2 separate regions of the Homo sapiens genome follow, and region 1 is linked to region 2. The links are chromatin loops, found by intact Hi-C in ENCODE. Cell type or tissue: endothelial cell of umbilical vein. All regions are shown on one strand.

The links. Hi-C counts contacts between places; a loop is a spot of excess contacts. Peaks named below come from ENCODE experiments on the same cell type or tissue, not always from the same donor. Only the 100,000 strongest peaks of a DNase experiment are listed, where the experiment ranks them.
Region 1: it touches region 2 in a loop (4-fold over the local background); 19 of 110 quality-filtered maps call a loop at or near these places.

What each region holds. Positions count from the first base shown.
Region 1 is chr18:74,594,419-74,602,418 of GRCh38, forward strand. It overlaps ZNF407 (zinc finger protein 407), which reads left to right and starts at 3,452. Exons shown (of 9, transcript NM_017757.3): 1 at 3,452-3,519. It overlaps ZNF407-AS1 (ZNF407 antisense RNA 1), which reads right to left and starts at 3,417. Exons shown (of 2, transcript NR_024484.1): 1 at 2,010-3,417. RefSeq lists enhancers at 3,228-3,437, 4,228-4,447 and a silencer at 3,538-3,837. In endothelial cell of umbilical vein, no CTCF peak of the experiment used is centred here; DNase peaks (open chromatin) are centred at 2,983, 3,413 and 3,873; H3K4me3 peaks cover 2,422 bases; H3K27ac peaks cover 2,231 bases.
Region 2 is chr18:75,206,252-75,214,251 of GRCh38, forward strand. It overlaps PTGR3 (prostaglandin reductase 3), which reads right to left and starts at 2,888. Exons shown (of 2, transcript NM_175907.6): 1 at 2,599-2,888. The coding sequence starts at 2,807. It overlaps TSHZ1 (teashirt zinc finger homeobox 1), which reads left to right and starts at 4,546. Exons shown (of 2, transcript NM_001308210.2): 1 at 4,546-5,665. The coding sequence starts at 5,626. RefSeq lists silencers at 2,362-2,537, 2,563-3,602, 5,540-5,859 and enhancers at 2,393-3,323, 4,363-4,657. In endothelial cell of umbilical vein, no CTCF peak of the experiment used is centred here; DNase peaks (open chromatin) are centred at 3,600, 4,490, 6,150, 7,570 and 1 weaker place; H3K4me3 peaks cover 4,904 bases; H3K27ac peaks cover 3,804 bases.

The sequences.
Region 1 (8,000 bases), 610 kb before region 2:
TTTACTATTCATTATCCAATGGAAAAATATCACATATACCCAGAAAAAGATGTGAATATATTGATTGCTTTCTTTTCTCAGACATGATAAAAGTATACATTTTGAACTTATGAAGACTGAAAATCTTTGCTCTGAGTTTTTCCTTTGCGACTTTCTTAAGACTGTAACTGGTATATTTGGCAATAAAACTTCTGTTATCATTTAGGTTGCTTCATGATGCAAGTAAAAGAAAACTGGACTTAAATAAGAAAAGGATTTTTTTTTTTTTTTTTGGTTAACAGGTCTCAAGTGTGGCTGGCTTCGAGCAAGTCTTGATCCCAGGGGTTCCTGGTGTCATTGTAACCACCCAACGGGTTCATCTTGCCCGCTGCCCAGACAGTGGATTCATCAAGACAAAGGAATTGCAATAAAGAGTTTAATTCACACAGAGCTGGCTAAACAGGAGACCAGAGTTTTATTATTACTTAAAGCAGTCTCCTGAAAATTCAGAGACTGGGATTTTTAAAGGATAATTTGGGGGAGTAGGAGACCAGGGAGCGGGGAGAATTGATGGCTCTGGTGTGACATGAAATCATAGGGAGTTGAAACTGTCCTCTTGCACTGAGTCAGTTCTTGGGTGGGGGCTACAGGACTAGATGAGCCAGTTTATCCATCTGAGTGATGCCAGCTGATCCATGAGTGCGGGGTCTGAAAAACATCTTAAGCACCAATCTTGGGTTTTACAATAGTGATATTATCCTTAGGAACAATTGGGGAGGTTTAGAATCTTGTGGCCTCTAGCTGCATTATTCCTAAACTGTAATTTCTAATCTTGTGGCTAATTTGCTAGCCCTAAAAAGGCAGTCTGGTCCCCAGGCCAGAAAGGGGTTTGTTTTCAGAATGAGCTGTTATCATCTTTGTTTCAAAGTTACACTATAAACTAAGTTCCTTCCAGAGTTAGTTCTGCCTATGCCCAGGAATGAACAAGGACAGAGTTTAGAAGCAAGATGGAATTGGTTAGGTCAGATCTCTTTCACTGTCATAATTTTCTCAGTTGTAATTTTTGCAAAGGTGGTTTCATCACTAGGACTCTCTGTCTTCACTAAAAGTCTGTGTTGTCCATGTCAAGCATTATTCATTCAAAAATAAAGAGAGGAAGAAAAAAAAAGACTTCCCTTTTTCCTTAGAATCAGAAAATTAGTCTTGAATGACATCTATGGACTCTCTCAGTTGGAAATGAGGTCAAACTGACTTCCTTAAGGTCCTGTCTTAGTAACTCAAAATACTCAAAATAGAACTGAAACATAAACTTAGATTTTACTTCACTGCTCAGGGGAGGAACATAAGTGTTAACTAAACCCCCAAGGTAAGAAAGGTAGCAAGATAAATCACCCAAAGATCACAGAATGCCCAATCCATATACAGAATTGTGCTATTGTTATTGTCAAGAAATTTATCACCTTGTCATACAACACCAACACTGTTGAAATAGCTATTAAAACACTGTAGGAAGTGCTAAATTTTCACATAAATTTTAAATTTCAAGTGAACTCTTTGAAGGCAGAACCCAGTTTTATCTTTTATATAACAGGCACCCAATAAATGTTGGTTAATGGAATACAAATAACATTTGCAGCTGGTCACTTGTGAGGAAATTGTTTCCCACATTTTTCTCTAGAATTTTTAATTAACTATTACTATTAAACTGAGTCTACATGATGGAAAAGCTTGACTCTGGAGTTTTAGGTTGAGTTCCACTTTTACTAGCTGTGTGATCTTGGAACAGTTTATTAGTCTTCTAAATTACTGTTCCTTACTGTGGATAAGAGAATTCATGTGGATTACAATCAGAATTAAACCAGATAATGTCTACAAAAAGTTTTCTATGAACTATTTAAAAAGGTAAGGAATTATCACTCGAATGTATTCTGATTTAAACTGAATTGTGTTCGAATTGGCCTTGAGTGACGATTTGGCCTAGAAAGCCTATCTTCAGAACATCACACACACACAAAAATCCAATTACTTACAATGATTTTTTTGAGACGGAATCTCGCTCTGTCGCCCAGGCTGGAGTGCAGTGGCGCAATCTCGGCTCACTGCAGCCTCCGCCACTGGGTTCAAGCTATTCTCCCGCCTCAGCCTCCAAGTAGCTGGAATTACAGGCTCGCACCACCATGCCTGGCTAATTTCAAATTTTTAGTAGAGACGCGGTTTCCCCAGGCTGGTCTCAAAATCCTAGCCTCAAGCAATCCACCGACTCGGCCTCCCAAAGTATTGGGATTACAGGCGTAAGCCACCCCGCCTGGCCAGTGATCTTCCTAAACAGAAATCTGATCACATAACTTCCCATTACAGAGTCTAACCCTAACCCTGTGCCTACAACATAGTCAAACCTCTTTAGCAAGGCAGATGACCTCAAGCAGGATTTCACTGCCTCTTTGTCACAGCACTTAACAAGCTGTGATGTATTTATTTTTATTCGTCTACACAGGTCTTCCCTACTAGATTCTGAGTTTCAGAAGAAAGGCCTCTAACTCGAGGTTCATGAATGGACCTGCACAAGGGGGCGGACGGGCTGAAGTCCTGCCTTTTTTTTTTTCCAAAAAACCCGTATGCTGTGCCGTTAACGTTCATAAAAAAGTCCTTGTCGAACGTTTTAAACAGCCAAGGTGTTTCAGCTTTAATAAAAGCTGAAAATTTGGCAATACCAAACAGGTCACCAAGCCACAGTCCGCTTCTTGGCCTCCTCTTTGGTATCAGAGTTCGGCTAGCGGCTTCCTGTGGCCTCTTAAACAAGGACCTCATTTTGGGAGCCATTCGAGAGATTTTTTCTCATCATCTAAAGTAGCATTCTCGCCTTGCACAGCTGAAAGTCATTTCTCGAAATCGGAGCGCCAGAAGCGACAGGAGCCACTCCAGGCCCGGGGGAAGCGAGCAAAGGGGCAGCGGGCTGCGTTTGCCAACGTAGGCCTCTCGGGTCCCGCGCCGTTCTGGGCCTTCTCCGTGTTTCCGGCGCCGCCCTCGGGGTCCCTTACAGAGGGCGGGAGGCGGGTGGAGAGACGGGGCAGGAAGCAGGCGGGATCGGCCTGGGAAGAACCCGTTCTGGGACCCTCTAGAAATCCCAGACAGCCCTCCCGGGCTGACAGCGCCTGCCTTGGAGCCCGACGCGCTCATCGAATTTAGATTGACTCCTTCGGCTCTCCGTTTTCCTTCTCTAAGGGAAGGGTGGGACTTCCTATTTTATCTCTTAGCGGCTTCCGGCAAGAGCTGATGTGTTAAAAACAAGACAGCACATGGGCCTGCCGGCCACTCGGATAAAAAACAAGGAACTCGACCTGGATTGTACTAAACCAGTTCCAAGATTCTGTTTTTCGGCTGTGGCGTCCGGCGCTGCATCCACTACGGAGTCGCCTTGGAAGCCACCGGAAGTCCTTCGACGGAGAAACAGGATGTCCCGCCTCTTCCTCCCAAAGGGAAGACGGTGAGCCGGAGGAGTCAGTCAGAGGGGCGAGCAGGAGCGATTCCGTCGCCAAACAGGTAAGTTATTCTCTGGCCGGGGCGGGGGGTTTGGAGGCGGGGACCGTCCAGCGTCAGCGCGGGGCCTGGGGGCGGTGGCTTGAGGGCTCGAAGCCGGGCGGCTGGGCGCCCAGAGCCCCGTCTGGGCCCTTCGCTCTTTCTCCTCCCCCCTCCCCCCGCCTCCGCCCCTCCCTGTCGCCTTCCTTCCCGACACCCGCCCAGACTCACGCCCGGACACACACCCTCGCTCGTTCGCTCACGCTGCCTCGCCGCCCTCCTCCCCCAGGCCCCAGCTGCCGCCCTGCCCTCTCACCCGCTCGCTCCGCAGGCCGGTCCCGCGGGCAGCCTCGCTCCGCGCCCTTGCGCGAGCGGAGCTCTTGTGGACACCTCGGGGCTGCGGACCTAGCGTGGCCTCGGTTTCCCCTGCCGGGTTCGCCTGTCCGCGCAGAAACAGTCCCCCGTTCCTTCGGGACGCACCCCTGCACCGAAATCGGGCCGTTCTCGCGTGCCCGGGTTGCTCTCAAGTGGAAAACAGATGCTCCCCTAGCTGCACAGCTGCAAGCTTTAGCGTCTGGTTTCCAGCAGGGGCTCCCTGGACCGCCCGCCCACTCTCGTGTCACCCCCAGGTGCCCTGGCTGCGCCGCTGCTACTCGCGCCTTCTTCCGTTAAGCGACGCTGGTGTGGGCGGGCGGAGGGCACACAAGTGCGGTGGCCGAAAGCACCGCGGTGGCAGCGAAGGGTCCTAGCCATTCCCGACTTCAGCTCGCTTTGCGCCACTGCGGGGAGACCCGCGGCTGCCTGACACCGCTGCGGGCAGCAGTGGGTTTCTCAGTAGATGCTCACCTCTTTCCAGCCAGCTAGCACGCCCTGGGTGCTTGGCCTCCTTCTGGAGTTTAAGCTGGTGGAGGCGGGGTGCAGTGGCCGCTGACCTCTGTCGGTTGCGCTGGGTTTTGAGTAGCCATTTATTTCATTGGGGAGTTTTGGAATAGGACATCCCACATCCGTGGACACACATGTAGAATACTTTTATAAGTAATTACAGTCTTAATAGTGATTTGAGTTACAGCTTTGCAGTCTATGCCTGGTGACATCCTAGTCGTAGTATGTATCTGTTTTGTGGTGAAGTGCTGGTCCATTTAGAACACTGTAGACAGGGGCCCTAACATATACTCATCAGAACCTTATTAAGAAGAGCTTATATGTCATTTGGCATACTCACTGTGCTTCATTTAGTACAGCAATCTTGTGTAGTAGGAATTATTCCCTTTTTACAAACTGAGACTCACTTTGCTATATACAAAATTACTGCTACTGGTACAAGGTAAAGCTTTCTTCTTGCGTGACATGTAAGGCAGGTGTGATAATTGCTCACAACACAGTTGCTACTGGTGCATTTTTTTTTAAACTTTATTTCGGAATAAATTAAGATTTACAGAAAAGTTGCAAACAATAGGACAGTTCCATTGGTACCTTTTAAGCAGAGCAAAGTGGCTCCACTTCAAAAACACTGGTTCTTGCTTTATGCCAAACACCCTTCTAGGTGTTGGAAATAGTAATATACTTCCCTAGAGGATTTTGAGATCTGGTTGAATAGACACATAAATAAATATATATAATACCTTTTTCTGCTTACTAAAATAGAGATGTGGGAGCACAGTGGAAGTTACGGCTGATTGATGGTGGGGAGTGGTGAAAGCTTCTTGCAGGATATGTGATTTGAGATAGGTCTCAAGGACTAGTGGGTATTCACCTGGTTGAAGGGACATTTTCCCCAACATTCATTCCGATTAGGTTTGTTTTATTAGAGTAGAACTCGCTAATCTTAATAAAATATACTCTCCTAGTTTGATTCTTCTCTTTCTCATCTCCTTTAAGAAGGTGGTTTGTATCCCAGATAGTGAGAAGAAGCCTAGTTTCTAAATCTATGAATAGGCGAATAAATTAAGCTGTATGTTTCTAATTGATAGTTGTGACTCTTTCGACTGTAGTTGAGATTGGTTTTTTAGGAATGCACTGTGGTCCTCCACTGAGCGTTTTCCTTGCTTTCCAACTCTGATGACTAGTGGAATTAAGTAATGCATTCAGGAAACATTTACCGCATGCTTGCTTTGTGCCAGCCATTGCACTAGAGTAAAATGATGAACAAGATAGTGGGGAATATAGACAAGCAAATGCGCATTGGCAGTGCAGTCTGATGGCCTGCCCACAGAGTGTCACAGTGCCATTCATGATTCTTGGTTGTCAACCATGGCAATGGACTTGGCTGACTTAAGCAGAAAAGGAATTTATTGGAAGGCTATAGATGGCTTTCAGAATTGATGGGAAGGCTGGGGAACTGGATTCAGAAAATAGGCAGCAACCAAAAGAGGCTGGCTGGCTGGGGCCACATCCAAGGCAATATCACGTAAATAGCCTGCCTAGAATTTTGTTGCTGGTGACATTGCCACTGGAGAAACTGCCACCTCTGTTGCTGGACTGTTGACTCTCTTCTACCACTGAAAAATCTCTTATTGCTCCTGCATCTTTGTGACCTTTTTTGCCAAGCCACTGTAGTTGTCAGGGAGCAGAGAGATGGAGAGAGATGGTCTTTATCCCTCGCAAAGACCCACACCTCAAAGGAGTCCTACTAAATAGAAGGAAGCTTGGGCTGTGGGTAGCCCTAAAAGCAAAAATGTCCAGCATAACCACTGAACCTGGCAAGCTTAAAGAGGTTAGGGAGGAATACCAAGAGGGAATGGCGACCAGAGAATGAACAGGAACTCACTGGGCAAAGAGATAAAGAGCGGTTAGGGAATCCAGTTTTGGATAGAAGACTTCCAAGCGTCAAAAGGTAATGTGGAACATTTCAAGAATTAAAAGGTGTTTAGGATGGCTGGATCACGGAGTATAAGAGGAGGTGTGGAAAATAAGGCTGGAGAGGCCCTCTTGAAGAAATGTAGGCAGCATAGTGACATGTACACCCTTTTGCTTGTTTTAAGCACTTTGATTGCAACTACGGAGACCAGTTGGCATGGTGTAAGGCTAGGGGACAGGGATCTTTTAGAGGCTGTTGCATTTATAGTAGGTTAGACATCACAGAAGTCTGAACTAGGATAGTGGCCCAGAGGTAGGGGAAGTGAGTGGATTGTACATGCTCAGTTAGTGGAGTGGATTCGGGGATGGAGTAGGTGAGATGGACAAGTCAAGGTGGACACTGATGTGTCTGCTTCGGGTGACTGGGTGGAGCCTGGTGTTCCCTGTGTGGTGATGGAAGGTGAGCAGTTGCCCCAGTAAGATACTTCAGTGTGGGCTCATTTCTGTGAACACGTTGAGTGGGCAGTTGTATGGATGAGTCTGCAATCCCAGAGGACCACCAGCATCTCACTGCAGCCTTGGTTCCTTCAGTTAGTTGTGTGTGTGTGTGTGTGTATGTCTGTGTGTGTGTGTGTGTGTGTGTGTGTGTGTGTGTCCTTCACAAGATTATGGCAAGACCGGCCTTCATGTGTATGCATCCCAAGTCTCTTGGCATGATGTCTTACTCATAGAAGGGGGTGTTAGGCCATTCTTGCATTGCCTAAAATGGAGAGATAGCCAAGGCTGGGTAATATACAAAGAAAAGAGGTTTCACTGGCTCGCGGTTCTGCAGGCTCTACAGGAAGTGTGGCACTGGCATCTGCTGGGCTTCTGGTGAAGCCTCAGGAAGCTCTCCATCATGGCAGAAGGCAAACGGGGAGCTTGCATATCCCATGGCAAGAGCAGGAGCGAGAGAGTGGGGAGGTGCTATGCACTTTTAAATAGCCAGGTCACATGGGAACTCACTCACCATCTCAGGACAGCACCAAGCCATTCAGGAGGGACACCCCCGCCATAATTCAATCACTGCCCACCAGGCCCTACCTCCAACATTGGGGACTACATTTCAGCCTGAGATTTGGAGGGGATGCACATCCAAACTGTTTCGAGGGGAATCAGTAAATATTGTGGAATTTAATGGAGTATGAGTCATTTGGAGCAGAAAGGAAGTACAAAACATGTCCCTATACAATATATGCATACATATCTGTATACATAGCTACACCTACATATGTATCTTGCTTGCATCACTAGTGAGGGATCCACATCTGTATATATTTTTTGTAGTGGAAAGGCTTTTTGTTCTTATCAGTGTTGTCTTGTGACTAGAACATCTCCTTATGGTAATTATATGGGTAGATCATAATTGTACTAACTCCCTGCTTACTTGATTATCTTGCAATTCCAACTACCTGGAATAAAACCCAGAAATAGCCTTGCAAGAAGTTGATGGCGGTGTAGGAGTGTAAAGGAATTACAGCCTCCCTAAATAAAGTAAAATCTAGAACTTCTAGAATTGAGCACTGAAGGGAGAACCTTTTGCGGGAGAAGGTAGAGAGAGATGATGGTCTCCAACATTGTCTTCTTTAAGTGTCATTTTTCCTTTAGAGGATTATTGCTTTTATTCATACAGTAGTTTCCAGATATAATAATCCTGGTTTAACAGTTTG
Region 2 (8,000 bases):
CAAGCACATCCCTCCCTGTGAATGAAGAATTTGTATTTTGTGCTAAGATGCAATGAAATGTGCAAATTGTTCACTGAAAGAAAAAAAATCAGAGCACAATTAAAACCACCAAACATCTTTCCCAACAAGGGAATTTAGGCTTACTCAATTCATTCTAGAGCGGATTTTAAGATGATAAAAATGAGAGGCACTTGCATAAAATTTAAAGCAATTAACATTGCTTAGGGGAGATTTGGTCTAGGATTAAAATGAACTAACCTGCAGTGAATTATTAAGCCTCTATTCTTAAAAAATTCGGTAAAATGTCACATCCACTGACACTGTTTGCAAGAACACAGGATCTTCCTACAACGTGGTGGTGGGAGCAGATTTTCCAACAGAGTAGGGAAAGCGGGAGGCAAAGATTCTGTCCCCTCCCAACTCAAAAGAAAACTGTCCCCATTCTTTTCCCTTAAGGATTCAAGGAAGAAACTAGGGGTTAGGTTGTTCATATGGAGATACTATTTATATTAAAAGGATTCTTGGCGTGTGTGCAGGGAAAAAAGAGGCATGGATTTTAAAGTGGAGCACATTGGGGAGCTCCAAACATGGGAGTCTGCACTCCCGCGTTCTGACCACAAAATTCAGGGATCCACCTGTCTCCCGCCCCAGGACCAACCCTGGTGACCCAGGGCAGGCAGTGCCTAGGCACCCTGGCTGTGCCTCTCTCCCCAGGGGAGAACTTGCCCTTTGGGGAAGGGGAAAGGGAGGGGTCCCAGGGCAGCAGTAAGCCTGAAGGGAGAGGAATCACAGGAGGAAAAAAAACCCCACAGAGTTTATTAACACTCGCAGGTAGAGAGGCCCAGGAGACCCAGCGCAGCCCGGCGGGAGCCCTCTCCACCTCTCCACCAAAGGCAGGTGGTCCCACCAGGCTGTGGCTTATAGTTCTCTAACGCCTCACCTTCCCCCTGCCCTTCCTCGCTCAGTCGCCTCCTCCCCATATCACACCATTTCCAAAAGGAATTTTATTCACAAACTTTTGTGTGTGTTTATACTAGTGTTTGCAATCAAGAGTACACTTTATCAGAAGGAGAAAAAGGGAAAAACCCTGTGTGGAACTTCTTGCCCGTTAAAGTTTGTTTGGAAATCTTTTCAGTCTGGTGTCATCTCAACTTCTAGCAAATCACTCATGCGTTCTGTGTGCTCCACGTGAACACATACTCAAGCCCTTCTTTTTAGCTGGGCTGGGTGCACGCTCTTACTCTCAACAGCACTGGCATTTCATCCCATAATGAATCAATCCTCTGCTGTGTCCACAGCCAATGCAAACATTTTCAAGGATCCCTACACACTCCCCTTTAAGCCATTCCAGACCAGCCCCCCACCCCCGCCTCCACACAATCCTACCCATGGTTCAATCATTCTTCCCAAAAGGTTTCCAAAAGTTTTATATCGTGATCAGCATTCTTCCATACTACAGTCTTGTTAGGAAGGCTAATAGGAATCTCGAAAATGGACAAATTAAATGCTGCATCAAGCTACTTAGGAAGGTACATTTTGTCCTTCAGTCCGTGCAAGGGACTTTACGGTACTTTCTAGTACACAATTTACAACATAGTTACAGTCAGAACTTACTCCTCCCTTTCGATATTATTATTCAACTTGACACATGCAGCACCGTAAACATTTCGATGGGACTTTGCAGGCCTCTGCAGAGGGCATAGAGGAGCGCCTTGCCAGTCAAGTCGGGCAGCCAGGGACCCACGGAGCAAAGACCTAAGCGGGCATGGCTCCGATAAAGAGTGAGGTCCGTTTCCTCCCTGTTGCTTCGCCAGTTACTAAAGATGAGTGAGGCGGAAACACGACGGTGGGGAGCGCGGGGAATGGAAAAGCCAGAAGGTCTCGCAACAACCCGGTGTCACCTGAATGTCTGCAAAACGTGCCGGCAAAGGCAGCCATGCCCCCACCCCGACCCTGGCCCAGCTGCCCGGGACACGCGCCACGCGGCGGTCGTTAACACTCAGGGGACAGACAACAGTCACACTGCACTGACAGCACGCAGACAACACCGGCGAGGTGCACACCCACACATCCAACGACAGGCTCCGCCACTGCGAGGCGGCTGCCAACCTGGAGGGAACAGGGAAAGCCAGCCGGGTCCCAGCCTCCTTCCTCCGAAGCACGTTTACCTAAACGTCGCAGTTTGCGTCCAGGCTGCTCCCGCTCCACCCTAAAGATTATGTCAACGCAGGAACTGTGGGTGCGCGCGGGCGGCCCGGCGGGGAGCCTCCCCTTCTGGGTCCCGTCGGTTTTATTTCGGGAGCGGGAGGGGGAGGAGGGAGGGCTGGAGGAGGGGAGGGGAATCCCAAATTAAAATAACCCTCAGTTATGAGGACGTTCGGTGGCATCGGATATTCACACCAGCAACAGTCACATCACATTCGCCTTCGCCAGATGGCGGCGGGTTCAACTTCCCGGGATCTCGCAAACTCAGGCTGTGCGCCCGAGCGCGCGCCGGAGTGTGGGCACGCGGGCGGGCTGGGGACTGCGGGAGCGGCGCGGCGCGGCGCGAGCCCGGGGCGAGAACGGGGGCGTGGGGTTGGGGGGCGCCGGGCTCACCGGTTCCGGACGAGGAGGTCTCCGTCCCCGGGGAGCGGCACCGGGCAGTCCCGGCTCAGGGTGACGGCCTCGCGGAAGTTGGGGCTCAGCCGGGTCACCACCAGCTTCTGCATGGCTTGGGGAATGGCGGAGCCCTGGAAGTCCAGGAAGTGGCGGGCGTACGACATGTCCACGATGGCCCGGGCCCCGGTGGGCACCAGCCGCAGCATGGCCTGCGCCTCCGCCCGCTCTCTGCGCCGACGCTGGCCGGGGTCGGCCCCCGCCCGGGCCGCTCGGCTCGGCTGTGCTCTGCTCGGCTAGGGCGGGCGGGTCCGCCCCTCCTCCGGCCGGCGCCCTCCCCCTGGCTCCCCCCTTCCCCGCGTCGCCCGCTCCCGCTCCCCCCGCCTCCCCGGCGCCGGCGCAGCCCCCGCGAACCCGGGCGCACCACCCCGGGTGTCCCGGCCTGGGGACCGCTGCCGCCCCGGCCGCTGCTCCTTTAATCTTTTTGTTTTGGTTTGAATCTGCTCGGCGCAGACTGGCCAAGGATCCTCTCCGCCCTCCCCCTTCCTCCTGGCGCGGGAGAGGCACCGGATATCCCCACCCTCCCCGAGCTCTAAAAGCCGGATTTGACTCCTCTCGGGCAAGGGTGGCGGGGGGGACGGCGGGCAAGGGGGGACGGGGGACTCGCGCGTCCCGCGGTCGTCTGCGGCCCCGAGCCGGCGGCAGCCCCGGGCGTCCCCGGAGCTGCGCGGCGGCCGGCGCAGGCGCCTCCCCTTCCCGTGCGAAGCGTTCACTTCCTTGCAAGGTGGTACGAATCAACCCCGAGCGCGGCCCGGGCGGCGGGGCACGACCGGGGACCCCGGGCAGGGCGGGGAGCCCCTGCCGCCGCTGCCGCACGCGCACCCGTACCGACCGCGGGGCGGGGAAATGTCCAGTGCCTCCCGCTCCCCAGGCTGGTGGCTTCCTGTCCCCGGAACCCCTTGCGCGTGCTTTCTGTCCACGGTCTGTCCCATGCAAGTTGCAGGAACTAAGCCATTTTATTTATTTTGGCCTAGATTTCATGTTTTTCCATGAATGTTTTAAGTAGATCTACAAGACTGTTACAGGTTTCCCATTGGGAGAGAACACACATATAGAAAACCAGAAGGCCAAATTCCCAGAGCACAGACACATTTTAAAGTTCTACGTGGGGATGCCGAGGGACTTAACTGAATTGGAGACGTTGCACTGCTGTGTGAGGACCTCATTTTCGAACCCAGCTAGAAAGATCTGTCGTTCCATCGTGTCCGTTTTCTCCCTACTGGCGTGCATGGACCAAATGTCAATTCACTTTTTATAGAGGGGCCAAATTAAATATTTCCACACTTTTCTGTGATGAACTAAGTCCATCTTTACATTTTTATTTAAATTGTAAAATTTAATTTTAAAAATATCTTGCTTTTCAGTTACCCACGAATTACCAAAATATAAAAGCTACTCTGGGCTCCTCCCCAGCCAAATCTAACCCCCCAACCTGAGATTGCAAAAGCGACACAGATATTTTTCCCCCCAAATGTAGGACATGCTTCACCCAAGGGTAGTTTGGATGCACGTGGTTGCGTGTGTATGAATGTGCAAGTGTGTGTATGTGTATGTGTGTGTGTTGGGGGGGAACTAACAGGTTTAAAAATCTGCAGGAACTAATGTCTACTTAACTTAGAGCATATGGGTTTTACCCGGTATCAGCCAGTGGGTTACAATAACAACACTGAATGAATTCCTCCAATGTACAATCTTTTATGTTATGCTGTATTAAGATTTCTTTTTTTTGTCATATTGTTTAGCTCCGAAAAAAAGAAAACAAAGCAATTAAAAAGATTGACAGGTATGGTTTGTGAGAGACCTATTTGTAATTGTCAGGGTGACGTTGGCGAGAGGAGGAGGAGTAAAAACTGAAGCAGGAAAAGCAGCTCGATGTGTCTGTCTATCAGTTGAGACTGTCTGAAAGCTCTGCGATCCGAATGTGTGTTATATTTCACTGAAAAGAGGAGAGAGCGAGAGTGCATCTCCCTCTCTCCCAGGAGTTTGAGGGGGGGGGGGACAGTCCACGCTCATCTCGCCCACCCAGTGAATGTCTGCTCTTCACCCCCTTTGCACACACTCTCCGGGTTGTTGTTGCCTTTTTTTTTTCTTGGAGGGGGGGGTGCTTTTTGTGTATTTTTCAAATTTTTTTCTGTTGGAAGATCAAGACCGGCCAAAAATCCATGATCAAAATGTGTTTGCATTAGATTTCGCATTGGAAGAAGCGGCGATCCTGGCGGCCAAGCCCCCCGGGTGGAAGCGCGGGGCACCAAGTGGCGCTCCGGCGGGGTGACACTGTTTGATCTGTGACTGTTTGGAAGGTGGAGCAGCGCCTGACATCTCCCCCCGGCGCATGTATGTACGGGGGCTTCACTCCTCTGTCTTGTTTGCTTTCTTCCTCTTAGACTAAGTGCGGGGAGGAAAAGGACAGCCTGCATCGGCCTCGCTGGCGCACAATGAGAAAGCTGCGACCCGCGCACTAAAAACACTCGCCGCGACCCCCAAACAGCGAGGAGAGAGGGGGAGAGAAAGTTGCGCTCGGCGACTCTCGGCTCGCGGAAGAAGGCGCAGGGGAGCGCCCGGAGCGGCGCGCCGGGAGGAGCGCCCGCCCAGCAGCAGCGCGGCGGCGGGGAGGCGGCAGCATGGAGCGCGGGCCGCGGGCCGGCCCGCCGAGCGCCCGCTGCTGCGCCCGCGGCCCGCGCCGGGGATGACTCCGGGCTCGGCGCCCAGGCCCCGCGCGCTCCGCCCGCAGCCCGGCGCCGGGAAGCGGGCCGCGCGGCCGCCGCCGCCGCCTCCTGAGCGGCCCCGGGCGCGGCGGTCCATGCGAGCGGCTCCCCGCGGTCCGCGGCGCGCCCGGAGCCCGGAGCCCGCGGGGACGAGGCCAAAGTTGGGCGCGCCGCGGAGTTGCGCCCGCGCCCGGGGCCCCGCGTCCCCGCGCCCCGCGAACTCCGGCGGCGGCTGAGGCGACGGCTGCGGCGGCCGAGCAGCATGCCGAGGAGGAAGCAGCAGGCCCCCCGGCGCTCGGCAGGTAACGGGCGCGCGGCCCGCGCCGCGGGGAGTGGGCGCCGGGAGGAGCAGGAGGAGGGGGCTTCGCGGGCCGAGGTGCGGGACGTGGGCCGCGGGCCGCCCCAAGCTGGGGAGGGGAGGCCCAGCCTGCGCTGGCCACAGTCGTCTGGAGGCTGCGGTCGCCGTCCTCCCCCACACCCCCAACCTGGGCCGGCGCGTGGAGCAGAGAAAGTTCGCGGTGCTTCTCTGCGCTGCGGGAAGCCCGGATGGCCGGGGGAGGCCGGGGGCCGCGGGACGGCGGGTGCTTCTGGCTACCTCAGGAGGGGGCGTGCGCTGAGGGGAAGTAGTTGCTCCTTGGCTGCCGGAGCGCACTGGAAAAGTCCTCCAAAGGCGGGGAGGCTGAACCTGACACTTGAAAACAAGGTCACCAGGCTGGGACGCAAAGAATGTGTTCAGAAGATTTCTCTGGAAAACAGCAGCCTTTAATGTCCTGTGCAAGAGGCCCCCCGCCCCCACTTTTTTTTTATTACCTCTAAAGATGTCTTTTGATCAGGCCAGCACAAGGCAGTGATAGTGCAGACTCTGATTGAACAGAAAAGTTATTTTTCTCTGGAGGAGGAACTGGCAGGAGCTGGTTTTCCTTGTTTTCTGTTTTATTAGAGGATTGCCATCCTTGATTTGATGTGTGATTGATCGCCTGTCATCTGGCAGCCTTTGATCTATTCATTCCTGATAAACATCAATAAATCACTCACCATGGAAACACACATGCTCCTGACAGCTCCGCCACTATCAGGGCAACTTTTCTCTCTCGCTCCCCCTTTTGCTGCTCCATTTTAATTTTGTCTCAGAAGTTTTACAGCTGCAGCATCCCTTAACTCAGCTCACCTACTAATCCATTGCTAAACCTGGGGTGGGTCAGCTGCCGTGCGTTTTTGAGCACAGGTTTGAAAATAGCCCAGTGATTCTGCTGCCTGCTCAAGTCTTGTCTCAGTTTTGGACATTGCGTTTGTGGGGCTGAGAATGCAACCCATATGCCAGTGAGTTATCGCTAAATAATAGAGTAAATCAACTCTCTCCAAGCTCTTAGGGTAAAAATATTAGAAGGAGTGTTTTATGTTTAAACATGAGCGACTCTTTAGCTGTTGCAGTACAGAATAGAATCTGAATAAGTTTGAGTATCACATTCAGTAATGTGCACGTGTTCAAGTCTTTATACGTGCTTTTTCTGGGGAAGCACTTAAAGCAGAGATTACTGCTACTAAAAAAATTTGGGAATAGTATCTACGTTTATGAATGGTTCAGTAAAATAACCTCATCATTTCCATTAGATCACTGATAGAGATGCTCTCAAAGAGTTGAAGGAGATTACCTTATGCTGAGTATTCACAACATAAAAGGAACAGAATGGAGAATATTTATTTTGGAATAACTTTGAGTAATGGAGGAAGAAACCTTTCAAAGAGAGTATCTATGCCACTGGTAGCCCCCAAATAATATAGCTCAGTGTCTCAAGATATTCGCCACTTGCTCATGCTAGAAACAAGAGGTCTTTACATTTTCACAGTTAGAGGGATTTTTTTTTAAATGACAGAATGTACAATAAAAAGTTGTGTTCAGAAAACTACTCCTGTACTCTTAAGAACTTTTGCAGTTAAAATTGCGGTGAATATTTCCAAGGACAAACAAAATGCTGAGGGAATGAGGTACTGCAACTTTAAATACCACATTTTTTTTTTTTTTAAATAAAAGGTTTGAAAGTTGACAAGGGCATGATGGTGCATGGTAATCCATCCTGGCAGCTCTTACATAAAAACAAGCCGTCAAGGCGACTTTTTTCCAATATTGATTTAATTGTCTGTCTTTTGACAGGCACATATATCATTGGCTTTAATGGTCAATCAAAAGTTGGCAGGCTTAGTGTTTCCATTCTTTCCTCTACACGACATTTGGCATACTTAATCAAAATGCTGCAAAGTGATGGCTATGAAGAGTTGATGACTGAGTCATCTGCTGTACAGGAACTTGAGAGGGAAAAAACCCTAAAAAATGGAGCCAAAATATATTTTAGTTGAGAGGAAATTGAGACAGCACATGTTCCAAGTGTCCTGTGTTTTGAAGTGAGATTTCAAAAATAGATTCCATACTAGAAGGTTCTGTGTAAGTTTAATTACAGGGTTTATTATCTCTACTTTGATTCCAAACCTGTGGGATTCTTGTGTTCATTAGATGAGCCATTGTTTAGCTCTTCCCCCCTCACTCATAAAAAGCATTAACGTGGATTCCTAGCAAAATAAGGCTGTTTGCTTTCATCTGGAATTACTTCCATTAACACACGTTGGTTCACACTTGCTTAT